Regions from separate parts of the Homo sapiens genome. Here region 1 is linked to region 2. The links are chromatin loops, found by intact Hi-C in ENCODE. Cell type or tissue: Caco-2. All regions are shown on one strand. Each heading gives the region's core, and the rest is flanking DNA. Links, peaks and the distances in the headings are about the cores only.

What was found. Peaks named below come from ENCODE experiments on the same cell type or tissue, not always from the same donor. Only the 100,000 strongest peaks of a DNase experiment are listed, where the experiment ranks them.
Region 1: a loop joins it to region 2, with 2.3 times the contacts of the local background. A loop is called at or near these places in 1 of 110 quality-filtered maps.

The regions. Positions count from the first base shown.
Region 1 is chr7:147,644,456-147,648,857 of GRCh38, reverse strand. The region is part of intron 13 of CNTNAP2 (contactin associated protein 2); the gene reads right to left. Among named protein-coding and RNA genes, the nearest start is that of MIR548F4, 270 kb to the right of the region's middle. In Caco-2, for the core only: no CTCF peak of the experiment used is centred there; a DNase peak (open chromatin) is centred at 2,123.
Region 2 is chr7:147,429,564-147,433,965 of GRCh38, reverse strand. The region is part of intron 10 of CNTNAP2 (contactin associated protein 2); the gene reads right to left. Among named protein-coding and RNA genes, the nearest start is that of MIR548F4, 54 kb to the right of the region's middle. In Caco-2, for the core only: a CTCF peak has its summit at 1,661 (motif pointing left); a DNase peak (open chromatin) is centred at 505.

The sequences.
Region 1 (4,402 bases), core at 82-4,081, 210 kb before region 2:
ATAGATATACATTTGAAACTCAGTTTTTCCACTTCCAGCAATGATGGCTGATATGGTTTGGCTGTGTCCACACCCAAATCTCATCTTGAACTGTAGCTCCCACAATTCCCACGTGTTGTGGGAGGGACCTGGTGGGAGGTAATTGAATCACGGGGGCAGGTCTTTCCTGTGCTACTCTCATGATAGTGAATAAGTCTCACAAGATCTGATGGTTTTATAAAGGCGAGTTTCTCTGAGCAAGCTCTCTTGTCTGCCGCCATGTGAGACATGTCTTTCACTTTCCATCATGATTGTGAGGCCTCCTCAGCCATGTGGAACTGTGAGTCCATTAAAACTCTTTCTTTTGTAAATTGCCCAGTCTCAGGTATGTCTTTATCAGCAGCGTGAAAATGAACTAATATGGTAGCCTTCAGTAAGTTTATTCCTCTGAGTCCTATTTTGCAAAACAGAGATAATAAAATCTACTTTGCGTAACTTTGAGAGTTAAATGAGATAAATGTCTAGAATGGTATTGTTCAAGACATTTAATGAGAACTTCTGCCCTTGTCTTTAGCTCCCTTCTTGAAACAGGTGTCCTTGTTCTTTACCAAAGCAAATTCTACACTCTTCTTTCTCTCCTGGGACCTATTATTCCTTTTCTGTCTTACATCTTTAATCTGAACCTCTCCAATGTCTCCTTCTCAGTTTATAAATTTACTTACAACTCCTCATCCCTAAAAATATCAAACATTTTTAAACCCCTACTCTTGCTTTGTCATCTGATTAAGCAGCTTTTCTACATGTAGCCATCCTCGTACCATCAACCTTTTGAAAACTTACCCCTGCTCTTTCCTTTCCCCATGCAGTCTTCAGTGGCTCAATCCACCAAACTCCACTGACATGAAACTCCAGCAGCCTCCCAACAGATAATGACAGGGGATGGCTTCCTCTCTAGGATGTCTCACCATTCACCATACCTCAATTTTCTTGCTTTTGCTTATTTTTTTACTTGCTTGCCTGTTTATTGTTAAATACCCATCTCCCTTAGCTTCCCAATTATAGGACTTTCCTAATCTGATTCTTTCTTCCTACTGTTTAATAACTTTTCAGTTCCTTTAGCTAGCTGCATCCTCTTCTTTAGTCCCCTTTTAAAATTAGTGTTTTTCTAATTTATTCACTATCTAGGTAGATGTCTAGAAGCTGGGCATGATGGAAGATACTAAGATATGGCCCCTGTCCTCAAAGACCTTGTGTTATTGTAAGAAAGAGCCCATTAAAACACCAGAAAACAATGAAGAGCAAGAAAAGCCATGAATAGCCCATAATCAACTGCTAAGTGATAGAGGTTAGGCCCTAAGTGAAACAGAAATTCAGAAAAAATGGTGATCACCGTGGGTAAGAATTGTAGAAAGTTTCATAAGGAAGCAAATAATTGTAGTACCAGTATTTTTATTTTTTATTTTATTTTTTTGCTTACCAGTTAATCTGTAAAAGAAGGGTGTCCTCTTACATTGAAATTGGCCTTTGAGTGGAGTCTCTCTTTATCTCTGACCCTCGTTAAAAAAAAAAAAGTGAACTGGCCGGGCGCGGTGGCTCACGCCTGTAATCCTAACACTTTGGGAGGCCAAGGCGGGCAGATTGCCTGAGCTCAGGAGTTCTAGACCAGTCTGGGCAACATGGTGAAACCCTGTCTCTACTAAAATACAAAAAAAAAAGAAAAAAAATTAGCTGGGCGTGGCAGCATGCGCCTGTAGTCCCAGCTACTCAGGAGGCTGAGGCAGGAGAATCACGAATCACTTGAACCCAGGAGGCTGAGGTTGCAGTGAGCCTAGATCATGCCACTGCACTCCAGCCTGGTGACAGAGTGAGATTCCGTCTCAAAAAAAAAAAAAAAGTGAACATAATAACATTCCATCCACAAACAAATAAACAAAATTAGTATTTTTCTTTTCTTCTGCGTTCTTTTCTTTCTCCTCCCATTACCTCTCTGAGTCATCTTAAGAAGGCATTACAACTATTCAATAAGTCCACGTGATCTTTGCTCCTGAGTACATGGGAAGATTGTACTTTGTCCTCTTCTAAAGTTAGGCCCAGCAAAACATGTGACTTGCTTTGGTCCATAAAATGTACACACACACAACGTGTTACTTCCTTGCAGGAGTATTTAATTGTCTGCGCTTAGGTTTGCAGCCTGCTCCTCCCTTGCTTCAGACATCATGCAGGTGCCATGAAACCAAGGCAGCCCAGGAAGCTGAAGCAATACAGGAGGCTTTGCATGAGGAAAAAAAAAATTGGTACATAATTGAGATAGGTCAGTCTTGACTATATGTTTTCTGATCTTTCAATATAAATACAAGAATGGAAAACATTAGGATTCTGATGATACTCTTAGTTCTTCCATTTTATTTTAGTTGTAGAGTATGTTTAAGAAAATTTCAAGGAAGAAAAAATTTAATTCATTAATCTTTTGATGTCAGTTAAAAGGATTTTACACTATGCCATCAGCCATCACAGATCACATAAAAACCTGTATTCCTAGTGCCATCACTTTGCATGTTAAAGCTAAGTGACCACCAATTCTCCAGTTTTTTCTTAATAAACAAGGTAAGCCTTAGAACTGTTGGCCAGTTTTTCAAGTCAGAAACTTGAGTCACCCTTGAATTTTCTTCCTCCTGTATATATAAGTAATCACAACTCCTGTTGATTCCAGCATCTAAACTTAAAAACAATAACAGCAACAACAACAACAACAAACTTTCTCTCAAGTCCCAGCTGGCCTCCCAGACATGCAGTCCATGTGCACTCTGGTGCGGACAGACTCTTCCCACCACCTCTGCTTCCTCCACTCCAGTATCCATGGAACAGCCAGAACTTCCCTACTTGAAATCATTCTGTTTGCCATTCAAATAAAATCCTCAACATTAGGTAGAGACTCTGAATTAATTTCCGGTTTCCATTTTTCTGCCTCTCCCACCTTCAAGTTCACTACTCCAGCCATTCTGACGCCTCTCACTTCCTTCAAATTAGTGTCTCTTGATCTCCATCTCTGAATCATTGAATATGCTGACATCGCTAACCCAGAATCCTTCTCTCATTTTTTTCTTAGTTAACTCATATGAATCTTTCCCATATCAGCTTATATGTCACACTTCCTGATACACAGGCAAAACTAAAAAATATTTGTTGACTTATTCTCCTACTCATTATTCCAGTTGAGGTTCTCATCAACTCCTATCCATATTGTTGAAATAGTTGCTTACTCTTCTCCCTGCAATCCCTCTGTCCCCTTCAATTACAGTGCCCATCATGCAGATGCTAGTTGTCTGAGTATGAAACATTACTCGATACAATTTTCTAATTTTACCCTTTAGTTATTACTATCCTCGTTGCTTGTCTCATTTAATTATATCACCCAATTTTAATACAATGAGTGGGTATAATAATTAAGTAAATAATCTTCTGATTAATACACTGATTAGTCACAATAAATTTTATTTACTGAAAAATCTTTTATTGGAATTGATTTATCCATGTCGTCTTAAGAGTTAAATGCTGCAGCTTCTTATAATGCACAGCATAACTTGAAATTCATTTGCTTGATAGCCGCACCAAAGTTTAGAATTTCTTGCTAAAAATAGATTATATGTTACAATGCCAGAGTCATGTTTTCTTGTCTTTTCAAAGCCACTAAATCACAGTTTAGTATCATAAAGTATGCTGAATTTTACACAGCTTACTTTATAGGCAAAAATTGTAAGCATAATTCAATTTCAATAGATACAAAATCTAATAGTAAACTATCCAAAAATATATATAATTTATATTGCTTCTTTCAACAAAAGAAGCAGTAAAAAGTATCATTCATGAAAACTAGCCAACACTGAAAAATTAAAAGAGGAAAAACACTGGAAACCAACAAAACAGGGCTAAATATAGCCAGAAAAATAGGGAAGATAACTTTTTATCTCTACAATTAAATAAATATATATGTAAGGAATCAATACTTCAGCAAAAAAATTCTTAACTAGAAAGTGTAATATGATTTGTAAAATAAATATATGACTACAATGTATGTAAGATACACAAATAAACATTTTAATGGCAGCATAATAGTTCTTGTCCAAATACAGAGAAACATTTTGGTTATCTAAAAGTATTAGTATTGTTGACTAAGACTACTCAAGTAGGCTCTAAGGGAACTCCCTCAGTGCTTGATTTATCTAATTCAAGATTTGTTTTGTTTTGTTTGTTTGTTTTGCGACAGAGTCTCGCTCTATCGCCCAGGTTGGAGTGCAGTGGCATGATACCAGCTCACTGCAACCTCTGCCTCCCGAGTTCAAGTGATTTTCCTGTGTCAGCCTCTCAAGTAGCTGGGATTACAGGTGCATGCCACCACACCCAGCTAATTTTCTGTATTTTTAGT
Region 2 (4,402 bases), core at 114-4,113:
TTAAAATGCATGTATTATTTAAAAGGACAACAAAGCACTGCTATTTTAATATATACTAATTTCATTGTTCTAAGACATCTGAACATGTCAAAATTTTGTCATTGTTCCTACCAAGGTCATACAACAAGACATATCAAAGAAAATAAGTTCCTTTTCGATTTTGATATTTTGACTTTCTTTTAGACATTCACAGAGTTCCAGGTAGTAACATAGCTCTGTCTACCCACAGGCAGTTTGAAAACACCCACAGGCACTCATTTTTTTGTAGTTCGTAGGACACGGAGGAGAAACCTTGTTCACAACAAATTTTGATTGATCTGAAAATATGAAAATCCTAAAATAGGTGGAAAATTTCATAGGTAACATTACATTCCAATATAAAATTCACAACTTGTCCTCCTCAGTCATCAACACTTTTGCCTGAAAGGTCTCTTTTTTATTGATTTACAAAGCAAATATGAGTCTTCACTCTTATCACCAAGAAGTTGTCCCAGAGTGCCCTGCAGATAACAGTCCTTTCTTCTCAAGATCCAAAAGTAAAGCAAACACGCTGTGACCAAATGAACTACTATAGATTGTCTACAACTTTATCCCAACTCCAATCAGTTTCAGGCAGAATTTTCAATTGAAAATCCATGTCATATTGTGAGGTAGAGAAAAATAATAATGCATTTATCGCCTAAACAAATTTGTCTTAAAATGAATGCAAATTATTCGCCCACGGAACTTAACAACTCTGAAAAAATAGTATTTTAGAGGATGATGGTTGAAGATTTAAAAATTATGATATAAAAGAGGCGTCACGACACAGGGGAAAGATTCAGCACTCTGCGGATGGCCACTATAACAAGGACATTTTTTAGTGCAATGCTGATTTCAAATGTCCTGTGCTGCTGGTGAGCCAGGTAGCAGTCCTTGTGCCTGATTATCTACCTTTCTGTTTTGAAATGAATCATACATGTCACTGCCAGGCACCAGTGTTTTAGAGCTTATGTGTTACATCCTTGTTAAAGGCTATTGGGTGTGATAAATATTCAAATAACCATGCGAATGCATATTTAATCATAAACTTAGGTAAGTGCCAGTGAAGGAAAGCAGCACAGCTCTAAGAGTGCATGAAAACCTAAAGGGCTTTGGGGTTTAGGAAAGGCCTCTGTAGGGAGGTGATGTCTGGGCTGTGTTTGCAGGATGAAGGGGGGTTAAGTGAAATGGGCAGGATGTTCCAGAAAGAACACTGGGTGACACTGGATGACAGGAGGAGCATATGATTTCAAAAAACACTGTGACTGTGGTTGGGAGATTAGGAGGATGAGAGGAGAGAAATTGTGTGGAAATATGCTGGAACTATCAGCAAGGTCCAAATGGGGTTTCTTGGTGCTCACTGGACAAATCTTTGCTGGGCAAATTTTGTGAAGCATATTTTAGATAACCAATGAGACTCACAACATGTAGCTAATGTGGGAAGTAGTGATATTGATAAATAATACTTAATGTCATACACTTTGGGCATACAACTGAACTAATAATTTCCTTGGTAGAAAACTTCAGCATGATTTCTATTTTTTAAAAAACACAGCTTTGTCTCTTATCTTCCTTCTAAAGCTGCGATTCTCAGTAAGGGCTGATTTGGCCTCCTTATCCCTCCCAAGAGCTATTTGGCAATGTCTGGACACAATTTGCTTGTCACAACTGGAGGGGGTGCTATGCCATCTAGTGGGTATAGGCCAGGAATGCTCACCAAACATCTCACAATGCACAGAGACCCCCACAGCAGGAAATTATGTAGCTCAAAATGTCAATAGGGCTGAGGTTAAGAAACTCGGTTCTAAAGTGTTTTAACAATTTAAAGAGTTTTCCATGGTCTCTTGACCTAATGCACAAGATAGATATTTGTGAATTTTCCTACACAGAAAACAAGGGGCGCAGGTCAGATTTCAGGATATAAGAAATGGGAAATGCATTTGAGATGCATGTTAAACAAACCCAGATATACTGAAAGGCAAGTCTTCACTGGGAATTAAATTTGGGAGTTTTTAGAGTACTCAGAAATCAAATCCATGGAAGAAGTTAAAGAACAAAGAGAAAGTGCTTAGTGCAGAGCCTTCAGGAACTTCTAATTGCCAACTAGGTAAAGGAGAATAAGCCTAGAAAAGGAAATTAGCAGGGGCAGGCAGAACTCAAAAAGATAGAGAAAAACAAGAGTGGGATGTCATGGAAACCAACATAAGAAATTGTTTCAAGAAAGATAAACTGATTTACAGTGCCAAACATATCCCAGAGAAAAAAACAAGGAGAGGACTGAAAAGTCTATTTTATTAAGAGACATGGCGGTCATTAGTGACCTTTGTGGAGGGCTGTCTTGGTTGAGTGATGGAGGTGAAAGCCAGATTGGAGCGGTCCAGGATTAAGTGGCAGTGTGGAGCTAGAGACAACTCTTGTACAAGTCTTTATTGTAAAGAGAAGCAGAGGTTGTAGGGGCACATGTGTGAAATCAAGATTAATATGGGACAGACTCAAGTATGTTTAAAGGCTGATGGCAGTGATTTGGTTTGAAGCTAGCAGTGCAATATACAGGGAAAAGTTTATAGTTTAAAGTTTCTCAGAAGCTATTAAAGGGACAGGTTCCAAAAGAGATAGAGAGACACCATCTCTATTGTCACAGGAGGGAAAGAATAAGAAAATTTATTGATTGTTTTACATGGAATTCATTAAAGGTTTGTGACCAGATATGTAAGAAGAAATATTTATCAAATAAAAGAAAAATGAGAAGTGGTTGACATTAATCACTTTTCAATTGCTCAAACCAACCTAATCATGAATTCAACAAGCCAGTCATACCATATGACCTGCGCTTCTCCTAACCTTCTGTTGCCCATGCTGTTCCCTTCATCCCATGTATCTTTTTTTTTTTTTTTGAGATGGAGTCTCACTCTGTCGCCCAGCCTGGAGTGCAGGAGGGGCGTGATCTCGGCTTACTGCAAGCTCCGCCTCTCAGGTTCACGCCATTCTCCTGCCTCAGCCTCCCGAGTAGCTGAGACTAGGCCCGGCTAATTTTTTGTATTTTCAGTAGAGACGGTGTCTCACTGTGTTAGCCAGGATGGTCTCGATCTCCTGACCTCGTGATCCACCCACTTTGGCCTCCCAAAGTGCTGCGGTTACAGGTGTGAGCCACTGTGCCCGGCTCCTTCAACCCATGTATCTTACCTACTCTGAGTTCTCTGGGAATGTTTCTCTGCACCCTATAATGCTCCCTCCTCCTCTGTGTCCTAGTTGGACTCATCATAATGTACTGTAATTATTTCTTTACTGTTTAATTGCTGCACTAGACTATGATCTCCTTCAGGGCATGCTCACATCACATGTAGAGCACTGGTGGGTGGTGCCTGGCAAAGACAGTTGATAAACACTTGCTGAGGGGATTAGTTTTCCTCTTTATTTTTCAGGTAAACATCTTCCCATTGGATTGCTAGCTTGTACTGGCAAAAGATATATGCACATGTACCTCTGAGAATACTTTTGAATAACCTCTTAGAATACAGGTTTCTCTAAGTATCTTCACTGAACAGATGGGTTAATCCTGAGATGGTTAGAAAAACCAGTTAAATAGGAATTCTGCTAACTAAAAGCCAAAATTTTGTAATCAAGCCAATTAACTGGGTCATTATCAAATCTCTTTCTTCCTAGGCTGTGACCTCATAGAAGGCAGAAACTTCTTCTAGCTAAATATATAATGCATTTGTCAAAATGTTTACTTAGAAAATAATTGTATTTGGCTCATGGTGAGTTGAGAGGGAAAATGGGATGAGAACACAAGAATAAATAGATTCATGTTTCTGACACCAAATATCTATTTCCTGCTTTGACATCTAGCATATACAACTAAGTCAAACAATCCTAAAATTAATATGAAACCAAAAAAGACCCCACATAGCCAAAGCAAGACTAAGCAAAAAGAACAAATATGGAAGCATCACATTACCCAACTTCAAACTATACTACAAGGCTATAGTTACCAAAACAGCAAGGTACTGGTATAAAAACAAGGATGTACACCAATGGAACAGAATAGAGAACCCAGAAAAAAAGCCAAATATTTACAGCCAACTGATCTTTGACCAAGCTGACAAAAACATAAAGTGGGGAGAGGATACCTTATTAAACAAATGGTGCTGGAAAAATTGGTAAGCCATATATAGAAAAATGAAACTGGATCCTCATCTCTCACTTTATACAAAAATCAACTCAAGATGGATCAAAGACTTTAAGATGTGAAACGATAAAAATTCTAGAAGATAACATCAGAAAAAACTCTTCTAGACATAGCTTAGGCAAAAAGATCATGACCAAGAACCAAAAGCAAATGCAACAAAAACAAAGATAAACAAATGGGATCTAATTAAAC